Regions from separate parts of the Homo sapiens genome. Here regions 2 and 3 are each linked to region 1. The links are chromatin contacts, found by Hi-C in ENCODE. All regions are on one chromosome and are shown on one strand. Each heading gives the region's core, a stretch centred on a gene start or an enhancer-like site at or near the end of the contact. The rest is flanking DNA. Distances are from core to core; before and after follow the strand shown.

Region 1 (2,536 bases), core at 26-2,525:
AGCTGCGCTGGGCCTTCCCTGATGCTCGGGACCTGGTGCCCGGGGCATGCCTTCTGTTGTGCCTTCACTCCTGCAGAGGCATGCCTGCTTCTTTCGTGGACCATATGTCTCTTTTTCTGAGACAGCCTCAGCTTCAAATATTCTGATCCATTGTTTCCACAAATCAGTGAATTAACAGAGAAGTCCAGTATTTGATATATAGTAACTGAATGACTCAGGTCAATAATACAATAAAAACATGTGTCACCAAAAAATGAGTCACAGGCTGAAGAATTGATACATTAATGGGGACACATGTGTGCATGCTAGCCCACATTCGATACAATGATGTGTGTGAATGTGCTGTTGTTTTAGCTGTAAAGGTGAAGAATATTATACTTTTAAAATCTTGCCACATTAGGGGCAATGCTGAGGTGATGGACTGTAATGGGGTGGCTAAACGGTGACTATTTCTACTTGCTACTGAATGCACTTGGGGAATTTAAAATAAGTTTGAAATTGTTTCAGAGGGTCAGAATTATTTTCGTTAAAATTTTAATTTAATTTTATTTTAACATCAAAATGCAGAATGATTGCTAAAATTTGATTGGATAAGACATTTTATAAGAATTCACAAAATCAGACCAGACCAAATTTAATCTTGAAACGGTGTCTAGACTTTTTATTTGGAAATTATGATTAACATATTGCTAATCAAAATTCCTGAAGCAGAGGCCTTTGTCTATACTGAAGACTTACAAAGGAGAGTGAGATGTATTTATTTGAGATGATGGCCACAAAGCCCATGTGGCTTGCATTTGATAGAATGATAATGGAGTAGCATTCTTAAGCCTGTGATTAATTGCAACAAGCCTTGGAAAGCTACTTGAAAAACTATGCTTTGTTTATAGTATTTATTTCTTTGATTCAAGAATTGTTCCAGTTGCAAAACTCTCCTAGGGCACATGTTCAAATGATTAATATATTATTTATATGGAAAATAACCTAGAATAACAACTAAACTAAAAGCAAATAGTTGCCTTAGTACCAACCTATGGCACAAGACCAATTAGGATAAAAAGAAGATGAGATCCCCTTCTTGGCTTTGTGTTCATACATGGTGAGGTATCCTCAGAACTATGTGTGATGGTACCCCTCTGGAGGCTGAGATAGAAAGTTCCTTAATGATGGAGACTAACAATCTTTAGCAGCAAAGGAAGAGACTGGGCGTTTTATACATATATGGTCATGATTTGGAGACTTGTGAGGAAGGCCAAAGTGGATTGGCTGTGGTCTCGGTGTAGCACGATGGAATCTGGTGGCTTAAACCTAGCTGTCCACATTTCACTATCTGAAGAGCAGAAAATGTGTTAATAGGAGCCTGGTGAGTGGAGGAGACTGAAGATGGAGAGAGAGCCTGGACCTCAACATGAGCATCTGGAGCCATTTGGCAGCATTAGGCTGTGACCGCTTAGAGAACCGAAAGGTAAGATCCTCCGATTAGTTCCTCTTTTTCTGAGTTTATGTTTGCAAAGCACTTTCTAACTATAAAAGTTTCCTATTTCAGTTTTCAAATAGGGAGAATCTGCACTGACCAATGTTTGGTGTGTTCATCAACTTGGTTATAGTTGTCAGTGTAAATTAACTCACTGTCTGGATAGAGGGGAGAATGAAATGACTTATTCTGTGCCAAAGAGAGACAGAGTGAAAAACAGACTTCAGAAGGCTTGAAACTCAGGCCTGTTCTCTGTCTCTAACATGCTTTCATTAGCCTGTAGAAGCTTGAGAGACGCACAGACACATCTTGCAACATCTTCTGGCTTCTCGATGTGCATTTATGTGAGTGTGGGAGCCATGCGTGTGTGTATGCTGGGAGAGGAACCCCCATCTCCTCCTCCCCGGCAATGTCCCCGCTCTCTTTAGATCCTTATGAGTTGACTCAGTTCCCATGGATGGATGCTGTGTGCAGAAGCGGGCCACTGGCCCTGGGCTCCACAGCTGGCTTCAAGCTCTGATCTCTGTGTTCATTTCTCTCTGTAATCTCAGTCCCAGCAGACCTCTCATCTTCCTGGGTGATTGAGTGTAGATTCTAGTTTTATTCTTTTAACATTTTTATTTACTGATGAAGGAAAATCCTAATTTATTTTCTATTGGGAAAAAAAATATGGACCAACCCCATAAAACCAGAACATTGGCAACTACTGCCATTTTGAATCCCAGTTCTACAGAGTTTGGAGATTTATTAAATTTTTCTAGTTAAAAGAGACCTTAGAGACCTTCGAGTCCACATGAGAACAAAAGAAATATATTTTATATTGCAAAATGCACACACATCCACCCACCAACACAAACAAATATTCATACAGACACACACAACTGAAAAGTTTTTTTCTTTTTGAGATGGAGTCTCACTCTTTCACCCAGGCTGTAGTGCCGTGGTGAGATCTTGGCTCACTGCAAGCTCCGCCTCCCGGATTCAGGCCATTCTCCTGCCTCAGCCTCCCGTGTAGCTGGGACTACAGGCGCCCACCACCACACCCAGCTAATTTTGTTTTTG
Region 2 (2,536 bases), core at 24-2,523, 1.9 Mb after region 1:
TGGCATGACACCCCCTTGTGGTTTCCACCGATTCCCGGTTCTGTGCTAGATACTAACTATTCTAGGATTTAAAAATGTCTCTACATTTCTTCGAACTTTAATTCGGGCCATACTAGCATTCGTGAGCATTTATTTGAGCTGAGTACGCACATAAAACTTAGGAGGTCATAAAAACTGAGCCTCACAAACAAGTAGTGTCTCTTTCAAATATAGCTTTATCTCCTGGGGGATGGTGAAGGGATCAGAGTAAAGTCTGTGATTATTACTTTCCAGCGATTGATTGGTTGATTGGCATGTGGTTGTCAGAAAAAGCAGTGGACGTGAACAAAGAGACATCATTGCAGCCCTAACTATCCGAGTGACCTTGGGTACCTGATAATCCACATGGCTCTCAGTCATCCTCTTAACCGTTTGAACCTCAGGGGTTTAGGCTACCAAAATGAATTAAGACCCAGTCTTTAGCTTCTCACACATTTACTTTTCCATTTTGTAAAATGTGACTAAAAACCTCAACTCATTGTCAAAAGGACTGAATTAAACATATCACCACACTTGCACAGAGATCATTTATGGAACCATGTTCACAAATTTATTTATGCTCGTGTAATTTAATCATTTCTACAGCTGCTCAAAGAAAGTCAAAGTCGAGAAAGGACTTAAATCGTCGAGTCCAGTCCCCCTTAACTCCTCATTCATTCCACTATTTCTCGAGCCAAGGAATCGGGTGAAACTCAACAACGACTCGCAGTCTTCAGGTTTCACCCTCTTGCCCTGAGGGCAGCATCCTAGCCCTAGGTGGTTCTCTGGTGTGGCCTCAGTAAAACCGTGACGAGGTCCTCGGCCTCTCTGTCCCCAACAGGCGGCTGGCACACTTCGGGGTCTGAGATGCCATCTGCCTTGCCTAACCTGGGCAAGACCACTCGCGTCCTTTCCCTTGAGGAGCAGCGTGGGAAAGGTGCCGCTGCGCGCCACGTTTCTCCCAGTTCCCCAGGGCTTGAAGGGGCGGTGGAGGCGGGCGGGATAAATTCGCTGGCCGCCTGGCGTGGAGTAATCCTAGAGGGTGGGATCGCCCTCGGGGCTCGGGAGGGGCTCTTCCCCGCCCAGAAGGAGACTGCGGCGGCGCAAGGCCTCCGGCAGGGGGCGCGGGCCGCTGGGCCTCCCCCGGGGCTGCGGGCCGGTGGTCCCTCCCAGGCCGCGTGTGCGGTGCGTTCGCGCAGCCCGCTCCCTGCCCCCACCTCACCTCGTCACCTCCCCGCCCTCTCGGCGGGCCCCTGAGGTGCGCGGCGCAGGCGCGGAGCGTGGCGGCCAGGGCAGTGCGGCCGCGGAGCCTAGGCCAGGGGCCTGGCGCTCAGGGCGTGGGGCGCGCGGGGAGGGAGAGGGGTCGGCCCAGCACAGCGTCCGGGAGCGCTAGGGCCGGAGCAGCGCTGCCCGCCGCCGTGCGTCCGCGGGAAGGACCGCGCGGCCCCTCCGCCTGCGCTCTCGGCCGCCGCCGCCTCTGCGTGGGCCGGCCGGGAGGGCCTCGGGGGACTGACTGGTGAGTGTGAGGGAGGAGCGGGTGGGTCGGGCGCTGGACTGCTCCAGGGGACGCGGGCGTGCGGGCGCATCTTCTAACGGGAGAGGGCGGGAGAGACCGGAGCTCCCTTTATACGGAAACTCTGCCTTCGTTATATGGCGGGATGGCGTTCCCCTCCCCCATCCCGAAGGCAGTTCCACCCCCTGCGCAGGACGCCTTGGCCGGGCTCCCCTCGGCCCCCTGCTGCCGTTGTCTTTACGGAACCTTTGGTGTCGGGGCTTGGAAGTCTCCTTGGCGCCGGCTTCTGGGCCCGGGCGAAGCTGGTGCGTGGCGCCGGGGTGGAGGCGGCTAAGTCCCAGGGACTTCTGCCCTGCGCCTCCGACGGGCATTTGTCTGGCTGCGTCCGGGCTCGGGACGATCCTGGGTCCTCGCTGGCGCTGCGGCCCTGCCCGGCGGCTTCGTGACCTCCGGCGGCGAATCCCCGGGCTCGCGCAACGAGTTGTAGCCGCGGAGAGCAGGCGTCGATGCTGGCGCCCAAAGCCTCCAGCCTGAGAGTCGCCTCACTCGTGTGACGGTGCTTAGAAACCCCCTTTTTTGGTTTTGTCTTTAAGTACTGTCTAGGGAAACGAATCATTTGAAGCAGTTTATGCCTTTTTTGTTTTTTTCGAAGAGAAAGATTTATGCCGGACTGAAAAATAGCGAATCAAGTATTTAGTGACCGTGTGATATTGCAGTAAAGACTGCCTCCACGTTGGACATGTAGTGGATTCTAGTTCAGGCTCTCCTGCAACATGTTTTTGTTTCAATTCTTTTACAATTTAAAGCATATGCTTATTTTAATGAGAACGAAAAAGAAAGCTTAACTCTTTTTAAACTCGTTAAAAATGGAGTTATTTACTGTAAAGACGTCTTACAGCAATTAGGAAGAATATACATTGCATGAAAGGCCTTTTGAAACGTTTATCTATTTGATGATTGCTGACTGCCTGTTGTATGTATTCTATTTTGTGCATAGACTTTCTT
Region 3 (2,536 bases), core at 20-2,519, 1.5 Mb after region 1:
AGGATAAAATGAGATTACATATGGAAATATACTTTAATAGCATTTATTGAGTACTTAATATGTATTAGGCACTATTCTTAGCCCTTATTACTTACTAACTCATTTACTCTTCACAAGAAATTCAAGAGAGAGAATTTTATCCCTACTTTACAGATAAGAAAACTGAGGCAGAGAAACTAAGTAACCTGCCTAAAGTCTCCTAGCTACTAAATCTGAAATTCAAACCCAGGTAGTCTGACTCCAGAGCTCACACTCTACAACCATATACACCACCTTCCAGTGTGGATATGAGTGTGGTTATTCATTCATTAATTTATCAGCTGTCTATTGAACATCTACCATGTGCCACACACTCTGTTGGATTATTAATGGAAAATAATCAAATCTATAGGATTCACTCTTTACTATCTTCACTCTTTTTGCCCTATAGGAAATGAAGAGGAAAGGGTATAGGAAGAGAAAAGAAAGAAAACTCTAAACCTATCATTAAGAACATTTGCAAAATAGTCACATAGAGCCTTAAGATGCCACAGTTCAAATGAGAGGACTCCTCCTCTCCGGCATAGACCCAGTCACCACGGATAAGACTTGGGAGTGAGGAGACAATGGCGCAAAGCAGACCCCAACCTCTCCACAGGCAGGGGCAGAGGGATGATGGGAGAAGCACAGACAAGATGAGTCAGGACCAGAGGCTTGAGCTCATTGAATGGCAGAGTCACGGAGTGGCAAACTCCAAACCCCCATGGCTAATCCTCACCGTTCTTCACTAGGTTTCTGCAAGACCTAAGAAAACTTCTGCAAAAGCACTTCCTTGACTGTGAATTTATCTGCAATGTCAGAGGTAATGTAAAACCATAAGAAGGTGACTCCTATTGACCTCCAGTCCCAACAAGGACTCCAAAATTGATAGCTGCGTATGAAAGACATAGATATTTAATCTGCACATATGTATTTAATTTTTTAAATGGGGGAAGAGAGGCTCAAGTCCTAGAATTCACTGATAATCATCTATAAACAATTATTATTTAGAAGATAATTAATAGTTTTAACACTAATAGGCCTTTTTCTTCCAAAGCAGTCTTCTCCAGAAACTTCAAGTAAGTTTAAATTCATTAGTTAATCACCTTCTTCTGTAATAAGCAGTCACTGTTATTATTTATCCTATTTTTAAGAAAGAAAAAATTTAAATAAAGCAAGAATAATTGAGACATTTAGGCATTTCTATAAAAAGCCACAGCATGTCACCTGCCAGGAAGAACGCCTCTATAAGGCAACATGCACATTTTCTTTCACTTGAAGGTATCAGTTCCTCTTTGAAGACGCTAGCTAAATATGGACTCTATCCTCTTCCATAATCTACCCCTCTAATAAATACTTACAGCATTAACTTGGAAAGCTCAACACCCCTCTCTCATCATACCCTTAGCCCATCTTCTAGGACACCCAGAAAGGGGAGGATCATAGGGCCGATTGTTATCAATCAGTTCTCTATCACACACCAAACACAACACAGACACACATACACACTGTGTATGAATGCTTACACACCCTCCTGACCCTGAACTTGCTGGTAATTTTCATGGACATAGATGAAATGAATAAGAGGTTCACTAAATTAATGGCTGTCAATTGGGCCAACCAACAGTAGTCCCGGGCCCCTGAGTTCAGATGTTTACTCAAAAAAAACAATTTCAAAATCATTTCAGAAGTGAAAGAGTAGACAGAAGTGACTACAGACATTTTTCAAAAGTAAAGTAGAAGACTGAAGAGTGTGTACGATTGCAAAATGGAGAAGAAAGAGAAGCTCCATTGTGTTTGTTTTTCTCCCCAGCAGGGCTGTCATTTAAGTCGTCAAAGGGTAATGGAAGTCATCAATAACGTGGCAGTGCCTGGAAACTTTTCATATTCAGCTTTGGAAAGACAGATTGGCTCTAGGAGGCTCCATATATCAAGGGAGATTTAGGTCTTATCTGAAAAGGCACTTCCAAACAGAAAGTCTGGCTACCAAGGCTTAACAAGAGAAAGGTGTAAATTCTGTAAATTCGTGAGACATATTCTTCCAAAGGCTGAACTAAGTGACATAGGATCACAGATTCCCAGAAAATATTTTAAGGATGTAGATTCTTATTCCAGGTGGATTCCAGTAATAATCCCTATAATCTTTCATTGAAAGTTCCCAGTGTCCAGAAGGTCACTACCAAGGCAGTCTTACATTTTTTGAATACTAAGTGCTGGGGCTCAGAAAATGATATCCCAAAATAAAGGCCTCAGAACCCAAAGTTTTTCCTCTAACTTCCTACCCTCCTGTCTTTGCCTTTTTATTCTCCCCTAAGGCTAGTCATAGAAACTGGAATCTTCTTCTCCAAAGTGGGCTATAGAAACCAGAACCCTTTTTCCCCATAGCCAGCCATAAAACCTGAACATGTTGCTCTAACTTTCCTCCCACCTTTCTATGTAAAAATCTGCCATAAAGAAACTATCTAGCCTAGTTGTTCAATCATAGGTTATAAGACCCCACCCCCAATTCCAGAGAGTG

Evidence for each region. Hi-C counts contacts between places; a loop is a spot of excess contacts on that map. Pooled maps may share reads with other maps.
Region 2: a pooled map shows a loop between it and region 1 (3-fold over the local background). The contact joins the promoter of ZNF639 here to the promoter of LINC00578 in region 1. A Hi-C loop is called at or near these places in 2 of 37 single-sample maps with no recorded cell type and 1 of 50 pooled maps.
Region 3: a map with no recorded cell type shows a loop between it and region 1 (6-fold over the local background). The contact joins the enhancer-like site here to the promoter of LINC00578 in region 1. A Hi-C loop is called at or near these places in 4 of 37 single-sample maps with no recorded cell type and 3 of 50 pooled maps.

Annotation. Positions count from the first base shown.
Region 1 is chr3:177,440,646-177,443,181 of GRCh38, forward strand. LINC00578 (long intergenic non-protein coding RNA 578) reads left to right here and starts at 1,276. Exons shown (of 4, transcript NR_047568.1): 1 at 1,276-1,465. RefSeq lists an enhancer at 1,174-1,303.
Region 2 is chr3:179,321,758-179,324,293 of GRCh38, forward strand. ZNF639 (zinc finger protein 639) reads left to right here and starts at 1,274. Exons shown (of 6, transcript NM_001303426.2): 1 at 1,274-1,534. RefSeq lists silencers at 1,004-1,443, 1,474-1,613 and an enhancer at 2,184-2,233.
Region 3 is chr3:178,967,887-178,970,422 of GRCh38, forward strand. The region is part of intron 1 of LOC124906307 (a long non-coding RNA gene); the gene reads right to left. Among named protein-coding and RNA genes, the nearest start is that of ZMAT3, 100 kb to the right of the region's middle. Within about 2 kb of position 1,270, at least 3 of the 41 ENCODE cell types and tissues checked have a DNase peak (open chromatin) inside an H3K27ac peak, as active enhancers do.